Linked DNA regions of Homo sapiens: region 2 is linked to region 1. Evidence: chromatin contacts called from ENCODE Hi-C data. All regions are on one chromosome and are shown on one strand. The core of a region is the stretch at or near the end of the contact, and the rest is flanking DNA. Distances in the headings are between cores, read along the strand shown.

The links. Hi-C counts contacts between places; a loop is a spot of excess contacts on that map. Pooled maps may share reads with other maps.
Region 2: a map with no recorded cell type shows a loop between it and region 1 (6-fold over the local background). The contact joins two enhancer-like sites. A Hi-C loop is called at or near these places in 4 of 37 single-sample maps with no recorded cell type and 3 of 50 pooled maps.

Annotation. Positions count from the first base shown.
Region 1 is chr18:3,173,117-3,179,888 of GRCh38, forward strand. MYOM1 (myomesin 1) reads right to left here. Exons shown (of 38, transcript NM_003803.4): 6 at 2,926-3,018; 7 at 1,004-1,092; 8 at 822-884. Among named protein-coding and RNA genes, the nearest start is that of MYOM1, 43 kb to the right of the region's middle. RefSeq lists enhancers at 4,684-4,803, 4,824-5,213. Within about 2 kb of position 4,980, at least 14 of the 41 ENCODE cell types and tissues checked have a DNase peak (open chromatin) inside an H3K27ac peak, as active enhancers do.
Region 2 is chr18:3,523,825-3,530,996 of GRCh38, forward strand. All of the region lies in intron 10 of DLGAP1 (DLG associated protein 1), which reads right to left. Among named protein-coding and RNA genes, the nearest start is that of GAPLINC, 61 kb to the left of the region's middle. RefSeq lists an enhancer at 2,339-3,083 and a silencer at 2,847-3,141. Within about 2 kb of position 2,952, at least 5 of the 41 ENCODE cell types and tissues checked have a DNase peak (open chromatin) inside an H3K27ac peak, as active enhancers do.

The DNA.
Region 1 (6,772 bases), core at 3,730-6,229:
TTATTTCAACAACCATAAAGATTTTACTTTTATTGCTTCTCATAAATAGAAGTTCTGATGTAAATGAAATGACTGACATTCACAAATTTGTAAATTACTACTGACCAGAATATTTTTAATAGGTTTTTATTTAATCATATTTAGACTTCATTTTAGATTGTACTTTATAACTTAATGCATTTATTTATTCATTTCATTATTGAATACCCACTCTGTGGCAGGCCCAACCTTGCCTTCAAGTGGCTCATGGACCAGTGAGAGAGACTGACACACAACAGGTAACAGTGTACAGCCTCACTGACGCTCCGATGAGGTGCCATGGCCTCACCCAGGACACCTAACCCTGACTGGGTAGGGTGTAGGGGCGGCAGTGGGGGTCAGACCTGCTTTCTCAAGGAAGTGATGCCCATCTGGATATTTAAGGGTGAGAAAGAGCGCTTTGATATAGTCCAGACTCGTGTGTGTGTGTGTGTGTGTGTGTGTGTGTGTGTGTGTGTGTGTGTTTGGTTAAGTCGTTCTGCCCAGGTTTGCATAATGATCTTTCGCAGTTTAACCCAGAAAGATGTAAAAACATTTGCTATTTTTAGCCCATCATATCTGGGCTTTCATAAAACCAGCACAAAGCAATTCGATTCAGAAAGAGAACAGTAACCAAAAAATCTAAAAAAATAAGTAAATAAAATAACCACAGGTACCTACTACATCCAACCTAGCATATACTATGTTATATATAGTATGCATTTATTTCAGCATTATGGGCTAACTTATTATGCCATATTTTACATAGAGGTGACACTTAGTAAATGTGTTTTTAAACTTACAGCTGAGGGGCATGGTGGAAGCCCCAGCGTGGAAGCGAGTCTCATCAAACTCTCCCTTATACCCTAGAGAAGAAAACAGAAACGCATGTGAACTGCTTTGTGATCGATTTATTTTAAAACCATGGGAAGAAATTTTTAAAAACACACACACACTTTGAAGAAAACAAATCTAGCAAACCTACTTTTTACCACAACTGAAGCATATGCCGAAAGCTCTCCTTTAACATTCATCGCCGAGGCCCGGTACTGAGCTGTATCTTCAAAATCACATCTGAAAGAACAGACGGAAATGAATATCCATCGTAGTGACAATCCTTGTAATTACTAGCTGTTCTATCAAGGAACTCTTTGCTATCACAGCCCCCTGCAAATCAGTGGCTAACACATGGCTCTTTGGTTCTCCTGGTACAGCTATTTGTCTCTGATCTAGCTACCTGTGGGATATTACCTAGTCCAAGTGATCTACTGCAGTTTCATGCCAGCAGCATAGACTGGGGAGAGAACACCTATAGTTCACTGTGACCCTAGCCTGGGTTCATTTAAAATGTCAAAAAAAAAAGTCAACCAAGTGCTAGGCACATAAATTATAGAGTGAACAGCATTGTGATCCGCTTACTTGTCTAAAGTTGCATTGGGAGGAGAAAATGTGCAGGCGTGTACCTTTGTAGCAAGTAACTACCCAGAGGCACACTGGAGGGCGTGGCTTTCCTGCTGTCCTGCCCTTGTGGTGGGTTTCAGTCTGGGGGCAACCAGGAAATAGGGAAGAGAAAGAAGCAGTCCCTCCGTGTAGATTCCCACAACCTCCCTGAGCCACGTTGGTCTATGTGTTCTAGCTTCAAAGCTCATCTAAGTTATTTACACTTCATTTCCACTAAGGTTCAGGCCATACTTGGAATTTCAGCTCACAGCACACAAGAAGCGCCATTTGGATGTTCTTCTAAGTTATAATACAGAAACTGGAATTCTTATAAAAATGGACCATTAGGGAGAGAATGGTTTCATGGAGAGATGAAGAGGCTAAGGTTTCAAAGCAGGTTGTTTTATGTCTTATCATTACCAGTTTCTCGTGTTCTTCATTGTTTCTCGGGGTTTAGTTTCATTTGTGTAAATTTTTTTTCTTGCTGAAATTTTACAGACATCAATAGAACCCCAGCAAGGCAAACACAGTTGCCCTTCTCATAACTACTTAATTTTGAAAGTAACCACATAGCTCACTGTTGCTTTAGCAGAACCACCCACTGGCAGAACTGACCTGACTTTGGGTCAGGGTCAGTGCCTGGCAAATGGCACAGGGTCCTAGCATCATTTGGCCAACTCCTCTGATCTGAGGAGAAGGCTATAAGTCTCCTGAGAATGAATGGTATAAATTTCACCTTGACACTTAGGCACATCATGGTTTTATCTAAACTGAAAATTCTGGGAACTTGTTTAGCTTTTCATTGACCTAATTAGGTTTGAATTTCAAAATCATCTTGGGAGGCAAAATAAACATTTGGGAACTTAGGAATTTTGATGTAGGTTTCGTTTTCAAATTTTGCTTTGGATTTTACTTTAAGCTCAAACATCTCAATGTCTAGCCTGCTTCACATACACAGATTGACAGAGTGCATACTTTCCCATGGTTCCTGGCAAGCTGAAGGAAAGAACATTATCTCCAAGTTTAGCCCACATTCAATGCCACCTACCCGGATCTCCATGGCCTTTAGTTATTAAAAACAAGAGACTGTGATGATGATATTGATTTGGGACTCTGAAATGATTACTGAATATAAATGCCTCTTTATGCAACATATTTTTCTTACTTACATCTAAGAAAAATTCCCAAGTATATAAAAAGATAAATAAAAACATGCAAATTGGTTTTTTTCTCATCATCTTTGACCGAATCCAAATATAAAATCACTTTGGGAGGTAGTGTGGGTATGGTAAGGATCAGTCATACATATCACTTTCAGGTGTGCACCCAGAGAAGCACCGTATACGAATGTCCCTCAGTGTGATCACACAGCATTGGGATGAAGTGGGGAGAGTGGCTGTTAACTGCAGGGGTGAGAAGCCTCCCTGAGCAATGGTGAGCAACACATGGACACTAATGTTCTCTTACCCATTAATCTCCAGAGTGTGCATCCCATATCGACTCTCAATAATATACTTTCCAGGGTTTGCATGGACATTTATTGGCACCTGGTTTTTATACCTATAACAGAATGGAAACAAAATGAAGTAAGTTGAAGTGTAAACAACTTCATGATTAAACACACACACAATTCTTGTTCTTGCAGGAACATCTGTAAACAGGGCACTGAGGGTAGCAGCAGCATCGATTAAATAAATGTAAATCATATTGGCTTACGTGAAGTGCACCAGCAATACATCACACTTCTTGATGAAGTGCTTTCCCCTCCTCTATAAACTTACATGAAAAATGTTGACGATTCACAGCAATATGGCTGAATATCATGTAACATAGTTACCGAAAAAAGCCAGTTACAAAACAGTGCACAGCAGAATGATTGCTTTTATATAGAATACAAAAACAAAAAACTAATTAATGCTACTAGAAATCAGTAGTGTGTTGGGACGCAAGAAGGAGGCTTCTTGGGTGTCAATAATGTTTATTGATTTGGGTGTCAGTTACATGGGTGTGTGCAATCTACAAAAATTCACTAAAGCAATTCATTTGTAAAAGTGTGCAGTCTTTGGGAAGCCGAGGCGGGCAAATCACTTGAGGTCAGGAGTTTGAGACCAGCCTGGCCAACGTGGTGAAATACCATCTCTACTAGTAATACTAAAAATTAGCCAGGCATGGTAGCACACACCTGTAATCCCAGCTACTCAGGAGGCTCAGGCACAAGAATTGTTTGAACCCAGGAGGCGGAGGTTGCAGTGAGCTGAGATTGTGCCACTGCACTCCAGCCTGGGCGACGGAGTGAGACTCCATCTCGAAAAAAAAAAATTTGCAGTATATAATATGCACACTTTTTGTGTGCATGTTATATTATAATTTAAAAGGTTTTAGGCCAGGCATGGTGGCTTATGCATGTAATTCCTGTAATCCCAGCACTTTGGGAGGCTGAAGTGGAAGAATCACTTGAGGCCAGGAGTTTGTGACCAGCCTGGGCAATAAGCAAGACCCTGAATCTACAAAAACTACAAAAAATTAGCTGAGTGTAAACCTGTAGTCCCAACTACTTTGGAGGCTGCAGTGGGAGAATAGCTTGAGCCTGAGAGGCTGAGGCTGCAGTGAGCTATGATCGCACCACTGCACTCCAGCCTGGGCAACAGAGTGAGACCGTGTCTTAAAATAAATAAAACAAACAAACAAATAAGCTTTTTAAAAATAAATAAAACAAATAAATACATAAATAAGCTTTTTAAAAAGTTGACCACTATTGATGTAACAGAGAGGAAGGCTTTCTGTTGGGGGTTTTATTGCTGGCTATCTGTGTAGGATGAGAGCAAAACATTCTTCCTGCTAACATTCTTGCATGTTGTTAGAAGCAATATCATTATTATTATTATTATTATTATTATTATTATTATTATTATTTGAGACAGAGTTTCACTCTTGTTGCCCAGGCTGGAGTGCAATGGCATCATCTTGGCTCACTGCAAACTCCACCTCCCGGGTTCAAGTGATTCTCCTGCCTCAGCCTCCCCAGTAGCTGGGATTACAGGCACCGGCCACTACGCCTGGCTAGTTTTTTGTATTTTTAGTACAGATGGGGTTTCACCATGTTGGTCAGGCTGATCTCGAACCCCTGACCTCAGGTCATCCACCTGCCTTGACCTCCCAAAGTGCTGGGATTACAGGTGTGAGCCACTATGCTCGGCCTGCAATATCATTGTATTGAACGATCATTATATTTAAGTGTTTTATTCAATGTCATAAACAAACATGGCTCTTGCCTTGGAAGAATTTATAATATAAATCATGAAAGGAAACTTCTGACAAGTAAGAGCTGAAAGCCTCCCTTTTTCTGACTGTTCCATATCTGGTTAAGCCTCACAGCCCTCGGAGAGTGGACTACGCAGGCGGGCCTCTCCCTGGGACCCTGTCTTCTGGGTCTGTACGTGGCGCCTGGATTCTTCACCACTTCCTCATGTTCTCAGTAGCCAGTGGCTATGGTGCTGGACCAGGCTTTTCTACTTAAACCATTTTCTGCCCAAAAGAGGAACTGGGTTTCACTTGTTTCCCTTTCAGACAGCCCACTTCGCACGCACAGATGACGTCAATAACCCTGATTAACATAGCTGACACAGAGAATTGACTATGAGCCAGGCAATGCTCTAAGCGCTTTATGCATACATTGGTAAGTTCAGTTCTCACAACCACCGTATGAGATAGTGCTGTTTTTAACCTCATTTTCCAGATGAAGAAACCAAGGCATGGGGGTTTCAGGAACTTGCCCAGTCACACAGCCAGGAACAGCAGAGGAGGGATTTGAACCGGCAGCCTGGCTGCTGACCCACATGATGCTTCCATTTTCCAATTGTTCTGTCTGCATTTCATTTCTTCAGACTTGTGGACACGATCATAAGGAGGTTTGGGAGTAGGGAACATGATGGAAAGGGAGAGGAAGGAAGAATACTGGCTTCAGTCAGCTCCTTCCTTTCCCCAGCTCTCTCTCTCACATACACATACACCCCTCCGTCCCTAAAGCACGTTATTCATTTTCTACACTTAAAACAAACAAACACTCTCCTCCATATAACAGAACCCGAACTCATCCTTCAAGATTCAGATCAAATGCAACTTCTTCAATAAACTCTTCCCTAAAATATGACACAGTATGAATCGTTCCTGCCTCTCTGCATCAGGGTTCCTTGCTTCAAGTTACTAAATATAACATTTATCAAAATTATGGTTGGATATGTGTCTCTTCTATTATGTTGCCAAACCTTTGAGGTTGGGATTGTGTCTGATCCACATTTACTTTTTTTTTTTGAGACAGTGTCTCGCTCTGTCTCCCATGCTGGAGTGCAATGGTGTGATTATAGCTCCCTGCAACCTCCACCTCCCAGGCTCGAGCAATCTTCCCACCTCAGACTACCAAGTAGCTGGGACTACAAGTGTGCACCACCACACTCAGCTAATTTTTTCTATTTTTTGTAGAGACAGGCTCTTGCTATGTTGCCTATGCTGGTCTTAAACTCCTGGGCTCAAGCAATCCTCCCACCTCGGCCTCCCAAAATGCTAGGATTACAGCCATGAGCCACTGTGCCTGGCCTGATCCACATTTACTTCTATTCCTACTCCTGAGGAAGAATGAGTCATGGGCAAACAGCAGGCGCTCAGAATTGGTTAAATTTGGTTGAACAGAATTAGCACGTAATGCAATAGATTAATTGTAGCTTCATAATTTTTTGTCTGAGAGAACAGAGTTCTGACAAGCATATATGTCATGATATGGATGATTTTATTTTAAATAAATAGCGATGAGGTCTCACTATGTTGCTCAAGTTGGTCTCAAATTCCTGGGCTCAAGCGATCCCCCTGCCTCAGCCTCCCAAAGTTGGATGATTTTAAATAAATGCACACGAAGAAAGTAAGTTGACAGTCTCAGTTCCCTCAGATGTGAAATGGAGAGGGTGGGACTGGCTTAAGAATCGCAGCTGTGTGGCAGGTGCAGCAACATAACCTTCTCCAAACACAGAAGACCCTGCAAGTTGATGCAGTGCTATTTCCTGCCAGCAGCTTCAGACAGCTGTCTCAACATGGCTCGAGCAGACAGGACTATCTGATCAGAGATGGCCTGGAAAAAGAAATCCACTGGCCACTTCTAATCTCCCGCATTCCCCGTTTAGATGAAGTACAGGGTAGAACATGTTAATTGGCATGCTCTTCTTCTATAATTGGTTTAGGTAATTTCACACTGGACTCAAGCTCACTCTGGCTCTGCTCTTTCTTGTGCTGGAGGGTTTTCAGTGGTTCCTCTTTGCCTAAGAAA
Region 2 (7,172 bases), core at 1,702-4,201, 350 kb after region 1:
GCGACAGAGCAAGACTCTGTCTCAAAAAAAAAAAAAAGGAGGGCAAAGGTCCTTGACACAGGGTTTGAACAAGACAAAACAAAAACAAACAAACAAAACCAGAAGAAACAAAAATGGGCAAAAGATCTGAACAGACATTTCTCTAAAGGAAACATAACAACAGGCCAGGTGCATTTGCTCTTCTCTGTAATCCCAGCATTTTTGGAGGCCAAGGCAGGAAGAATGTTTGAGCCCAGGTGTTCAAGACCAGCCCAGGCAACATAGTGAGATCTTGTATCCACAAATAAGAATTTTTAAAAAATTAGTTGGGTCTGATGGCACACATCTGTGGTCCCAGCTACTCAGGAGACTGAGGTGGGAGAACTGATTGAGCCTGGGCAGTTAAGTCTGCAGTAAGCTATCATCACACCACTGCACTCCAGCCTTGGTGACAAAGTGAGACCTTGTTTCAATTAAAAAAAAAAGAAAGAAAGAAATTGTGGTATATATATACCACATATATATAGTGAATATTATTCAGCCCTAAAAAAGAAGGAGCTCCTGCCATTTGCCACAACATAGATGGACTGGAGGACCTTATGCTAAGTAAAATTATCTTGTATTAGGGCGTCTTGTGGAATAAGTAGACTTTAGCTGCTCTTTCACAAAAAAAGTAACTATGTGAGATGACAGATATGTTAATTTGCTTCATAATAGTCACCAACTTACTTTCTATCTGTATTCAATAGCATATAAACCTCAAATATACACAAAATTTATTTCAAAAATATCGAGTCAGGTAGGCACAGTGGCTCTTGCCTATAATCCCAGCACTTTGAGTGGCTGAGGCAGGCAGATCGCTTGAACCTAGGAGTTCAAGACCAGACTGGGTAACATTGTGAGACCCTGTCTCAATAAATAAATAAATGAAAGTCATGTGGATTTGTCATTCTGAGTCTGTGTGATTTCATGGCATTGGGATTATCCATGTGGAGACATTCTCATTTACGAGTGTGTCCTTGCGGCAAAAATTTCCCCAACCTACTGCCCAGCAGCTGCTTCTCAGACACACTTGTGATCCGGAGCTGCCATCAACAAAACGTCTCCATAGAAAACGTGGATCTGTTTCATTCCTGACTGGCAGTTGCTGATCTGCATTGCACAACAGTGCTTTTTTTGTTTTGTTTTGTTTTTAGCTGAAACTTGGTGGCTAATGAATAAAGAATGGATTCTCTAGTAGAAGTTTTCCCATAGACTAACACCAGAGTTTCCACAGTGTTCTGGGGGAAAAAAAAAAAAATCAACAACATTATTTTGTTTTTAAAGAGCAAGTTTTTCAAAAACTCAGCTAATTTTAATTTTTTTTTCCCAGTTCCAACCCCTCCAGGAGCCTTACTCGTAGAAGATGGTCATTCTTTGGATCAATATCTTGACTTATATCAGCCACGAAATGGTAGCATCATATACATCATATAGATAAAGACAGTTTTGAGCCTTTGAAAGTTGGATGAAATGAAATTAGTTTCTATTTCCCTAGGTAATCTAAATGAAAAAAACTGTATATTTTATTTGAAGTCCATTGCATTTATTGCATTTATTTTTTAATTTATTTTCGACATGGAGTTTTGCTCTGTCACCCAGGCTGGAGTGCAGTGGCGTGATCTCGGCTCACTGCAACCTCCACCTCCTGGGTTCAAGCAGTTCTCCTTCCTCAGCCTCCCGAGTAGCTGGGATTACATGCATGCACCACCAAGCCCAGCTAATTTTTGTATTTTTAGTAGAGACGGAGTTTCAACCATGTTGGCCAGGCTGGTCTCCAACTCCTGACCTCGTGATCTGCCTGCCTCGGCCTCCCAAAGTGCTGGGATTATAGGCATGAGCCACTGCGCCCCACCAGTCCATTGCATTTATATTTCACAGAAACAGTTATTGGAGAAAATGATAGGAGGTCTTGCTCCGTGAGCCAGTCCCTCTCTTTGCCATCTCTGGAATGACAGAAACACCACTGGCCTAGGAACAGATCTGTTTCCAGGCCCAGTTCTGCCCCCAATTAACCACATCACTTCACCTCTTCATGCTTTCGTGCCCTCCTGAGCTGGGAGACACCACCCTCAAGAAGCACATCCACAAAAGGATGGTGTCTAATGGCCTTCTGGCACCAGCGCTGTGCAAAGCGGCATGAATGGAGCATTCTCAAGGTTAAACATATGGCACATTACAGCCGATTTCCTTTTCATTACTGCCACTTCCTCTGCGGTCACTAATTTCAGGTTGTCTGGAGCTTACAAAAAGAGACATGCAAGTATGTGTGTCTGTGTGTGTGGTGGAGTGGGAGGGACCTTTTGAGGGTTCATTGCAAGAGTTAGATGAGAATAAAACAGAAAGGAGCTAGGCTAGAATGCAGCCATTGCTCCCCACTTAGAAACACACACGGGCTGGAGGCAGATGAATTGCAGAACTCACAGATACAGCTTTGTCTGCCACCCACTGTTTCACAGGCCGCAGAGACACAGCAGAGGCAATCCCAGGCGGATAAACCCTGGGTGATGGCACCGATAGACCATCACAATGACTGTGCACAGTTTCCGTAACCAAACCTGAAACCAGGCAAACCCCATTTCAGGTGTCATTACCAGCCCCGCATTCGCTGCCAAGGGTCCCAAGCCTTCTAGGGGACTGAAGGCCAAGTTTCACTAGCTTGGATGCTATTACCAGGCAAAATTAAAGTGGAAGAATTAATCTGCCTCCGGCACATGCTCTAGGTTTATCAGTTTGTTTCAGATAAAGCCTGAAAATTCCACGTATTTGTTGTCTACAATTCAGAAGGCAAAGACAGATTTAGAAGTACAATCACCGGTATTTCATCTTAGGGCCATTGAAACCTGAGCCTATGTTCTTTCCCCACAGTGGTAGACTGCATTCCTAGTTGGAGGCATTCAGCTCCATCTGGTCGTTTCATCCCCGGTTAGATAATACCAGACGTATCTATGTAACATACAAGCCACTGTCAAATAGCACTGAGCCATCTCCCTGAGACAGCTGTTTCACACAAGGGCTTCATTGTCTGAGAAGAGCTCGTATCATTTTACTTCAAGTGCTGCGGGAACAAGCATTCTGTCAGCTGTCTTGGCTTGGAGGAAACCTCACTCACTGCAGTTTCATTATTTTATTATCAAGCCAAAAAAAAAAAGGTACTGTCGACGGTTGGGGTTGAAGGTTTAAAACAAGAACTAAAGTCTTTGCTCTGCTTTGCATTTATCAGGGAAAACAGTAACTCCAGGCACCCAAAGAATGTATAGTTACACTGTTCAAAAGATAGCTTGAGGCTCCTGGCTACTCCAAATGCTTGTTTTCGGTCTGCCTTTTGTTACCCACATTTAGTCAGTTTCAGGTGAACTAGGAAGGTGTTTTCCAGCCCTGTGAGGCCAAAAGCAGCTGTCACAATTAGCATAATGACATCACAAAATAATTAATAACTAAATAACTATTTAAAATTAGATAGACTCTTTCTTCTTCAACTCTCTAATAGAGAAAGATGATTACAACTACCCCACATGCAATATCTGAACCTCAAATTTCCAGTGAGTAAACAGGTTATTTTCCAAACTTTTTTTTTTTTTTTTTTTTTTGCCATGGATGCACTGTATTTTGAATTCAGGGAGTCAATTAACAAAATACATTCTTACATGAATATGAACATGAACATGGTTGTTCTGCTTATCTTTAGCTGCTGCTGCCTATTTCTGAGTTTTTGTTTTTTTAGTTTTTTTTGTTTTGTTTTGTGTTTGTTGTTTTTTGTTTGTTTGAGACAGAGTCTCCCTCTGTCTCCCAGGCTGGAGTGCAGTGGCACGATCACGGCTCACTGTAGCCTCGACCTCCTGGGCTCAAGCAATGCTCTCACCTCAGCCTCATGAGTAGCTGGGACCACAGGTGCATGCCACCAAGCCTGCCTAATTAAAAAAATATATATTTTTGTAGAGATAGGGTCTCTGTTGCCCAGGCCAATCTTGGACTCCTGGGCTCAAGCGATCCTCATGGCATGGCCTCCCAAAGTTCTGGGATTACAGGCAGGAGCCACCACGCCCAGTGGGGGTATTTTAAAATTGTGATAAAATAGACATAAGATTTGCCATTTTAACCACAGTGAAGTGTACCATTCGGAGGCATTATGTACATTCACCAAACATTTTAAAATATTTAAAAATTGGGATAATTCTGGTACCCCACAAAATAAATTGCGTGATTAGAATCTTCCGTTTTTTCCCTCTATCCTATTTATCTTTTCATGATGACTTCAAGACCAGATCTCCTGGGGGGATTTTGTTATGGCACCACGTTTGTCAGGCACCCTGAAGAGAGGCCCTCCTTCTGCAGGTCTGAAACATCCCTTGGCTTGGCCAAGGGATAGAGGTATCTGTACTTGACCCATTTATCGAAGCTATTTTTCTGGTGTGCACAGAATTAAAACAAACAAAAGCTGGTTGCTTAGAATTTGGCTATGCCTGCCAAGTGGGATTGGCCTCTCTTCCTTACCGCCCCTCTTACAAAAAAAGAAAAGGTTAAGTCAGAGAATTGGTGAAACAAAGGCCCTCTGCAACTCTAGGCCCAGTTATCAGAACAGAGTGGTGCTTGCCAAGGAGTCAGGGACAGATCTGCATGGCGGGCTTTAAGGAGGACAGTGCCAGGCAACGCAAAGTATCATTATCTTGTCAAATGTTATTCATGTGTATCTGTTCTATCAGACACTTCTGTTTTCTGTGACCTTGGACAAGATACTGCCAGAGAACTGTTGTGAGGGCAAATAAAACAGCACCTGTCAAAGTCTCTAGGCCATCGTCAGGGGTATTGTGAGGGCAAGATGAATATTCTTTCATGCACTGATATTTTCCCTTCTTCCTGGAGAGGGTTGCTACTGCTTTATGGTCCAATTCTCCCTGATCTGGATTGGCCGCATTTGAAATTGGTGACTCTGTCCTGGGCGCAGGGTTTGCCACGGCACTGACTAGAATTTTGGAATCCCAGTAGTTTGAAGCTCCTATTTCGTGTCTCTCAAAGTATGAAAAAATAGAGAAAGCCTTCAAGTGTTTGTGGAATGGAACTGTGTCTTAAGAATGAGACAGGACACACAAGGTTCATCTGGACTAGCCACCTGTCCCACACGGAAGTGCTTTCCATCACTTCTGTGGCAGGTGCCCATCTCTCTCTTCCACATCCTTGTCCTGATCAGAAGAGCTCATCATCTGTCACGGGAACACCTTTCCAGCTTTTGGCAACAAGAACTGTTAGTTACTTGCTATGGTCTGAATGTCTGTGCTCCTCTAAAACTCATATGTTGAAACCTAATTACCAATGTATAAATAGTAAGACAGGGGGCCTATAGGAGGTGAGTTGGTCACAGGGGCAGAGTCCTCATGAATAGGGTTACTACGCTTATCAAGGAGGCCCAGGAAGCTTGTCTGCTGCCTCCATCGTGAGGCTGCAGCAAGAAGGCGCCATCTTTGAAACAGAGAGCAGCCCTTGCCAGACACCAAACCTGCCAGTATCTTAATCTTGAACTTCCCAGCCTCCAGAACTGTGAGCAATAAATTTCTATTGTTTATAAATTACCCAGTCTAGGGTATTTTGTTATAGCAGCCTGAAAGGACTGAGGTATTACTTATTGAAGTTTTTTTTTAGCTAATTAGGAAGAAAGGTTTTGCTAAGTAAAATACTTTTATAAAACAGAATTTCCAGAATATTTCAAGGACTCAAATACATATTTACTGATCCCCTGTTATGCGTCAGAGGGTCTGGTGATATGAAGATGAGTAAGACAAGAATAATTTCTGTTTTCAGAAAGCTTACTTTTTAGTGGAAGAGAAAGATACATCGGTTATTATAAAATAATGTGGGAAGTACCTGAAGGACAAATACACAGGGCATTACAGGAGCACCAGGGCGATACCCAGTTCAGCTTGAACAACAAATTAGGCCTGGAACAACAGATGGTTGGGCAGTTCCCTCATGTTCATTATCTTGGGACTTTGCCAGCAGTGTACATTTCAAAATACAAATACGTTTCTCTTTCATCCTGAACATAGGCTGAGAAGCTGGTTTTCTGACAAGATTTTCAACCTTTCAAATATATGTTATTGTATTACAATACAACTGACTTGTTTTCCTAGCTCCTTTAGTTTTTCCTAAATCTTTATACAATGAGTATCCTCACACATCATTATAGAGTTGGGTTGAGAGAGGTAGATCAAGTCTCAGACTGAAAGGCCCATTAAAAGAAAACAACAGATAAGTAGTTTCCAAGAGTCCTGTTGAAAGCCAGCCAGGAGCTGGGTGGGTGGCTCATGCCTGTAATTCTGGCATTTTGGGAGGCAGAAGTGGGGGGATTGCTTGAGGCCAGGAGTTTGAGATCAGCCTGGGCAACACAGTGAGAATCTATCTCTATAAAATTTTTTAAAAATTAGCCAGGCATGGTGGTGCACACCTGTAGTGACAGCTCCTCATGAGGCTGAGGTGGGAGGATCACTTGGGCCCAGGACGTCCAGGCTACAGTGAGCTATGATCCCATCACTGCACTCCAGCCTGGGTCACAGGGCAAGACTCTGCCAAAAGAAAGAAAAGAAAACCAAAGAAAGGAGGGAAGAAAAAGAAAGAAAGAGAGAGAGAGAACACCAATCAGGAAGCTAGAAGGAGAACCAAATTTGAGAATTGAAATCTGAAAGTTTGTGCCATTGAGCAGTGGCACGGGATGTCATTGTTCCTTAGTTGCTGGCATTTTTCCTAGGAAAATCTGATAAACTGTGAGTATGTCCACAAGGAGAAAAGTGAATAAGATGATCCAACTAAGACTTTCTTACTGAAAACTACCCCTGCTCCCACTGCTGCTGAGACATACCTTGTTTACCTGTCACCAGGGCAAAGACCTAATTGTGCTTGGGGGTCAACACTCAGGTGAGTCTGCAGTGGCACTAACAGGGGCAAATGTCAAGGAGATTTACTTTTCCACTGCCAAGTTGTTTGCACTCATAATATGAAGAAGCAAAGGAAACCCATTTATGGGTTTTACAGAAACCCGTTAATGAATTTCCTAACTTGCCCATAAAGGCAAGCGATAAGCTAGTCAGTCATTTGACAGGGGTCAGGCAGGAGGAGCAGACTGGAGCTGTGAGTGAGAGAGTGGACACAGTGAAGATATCCCC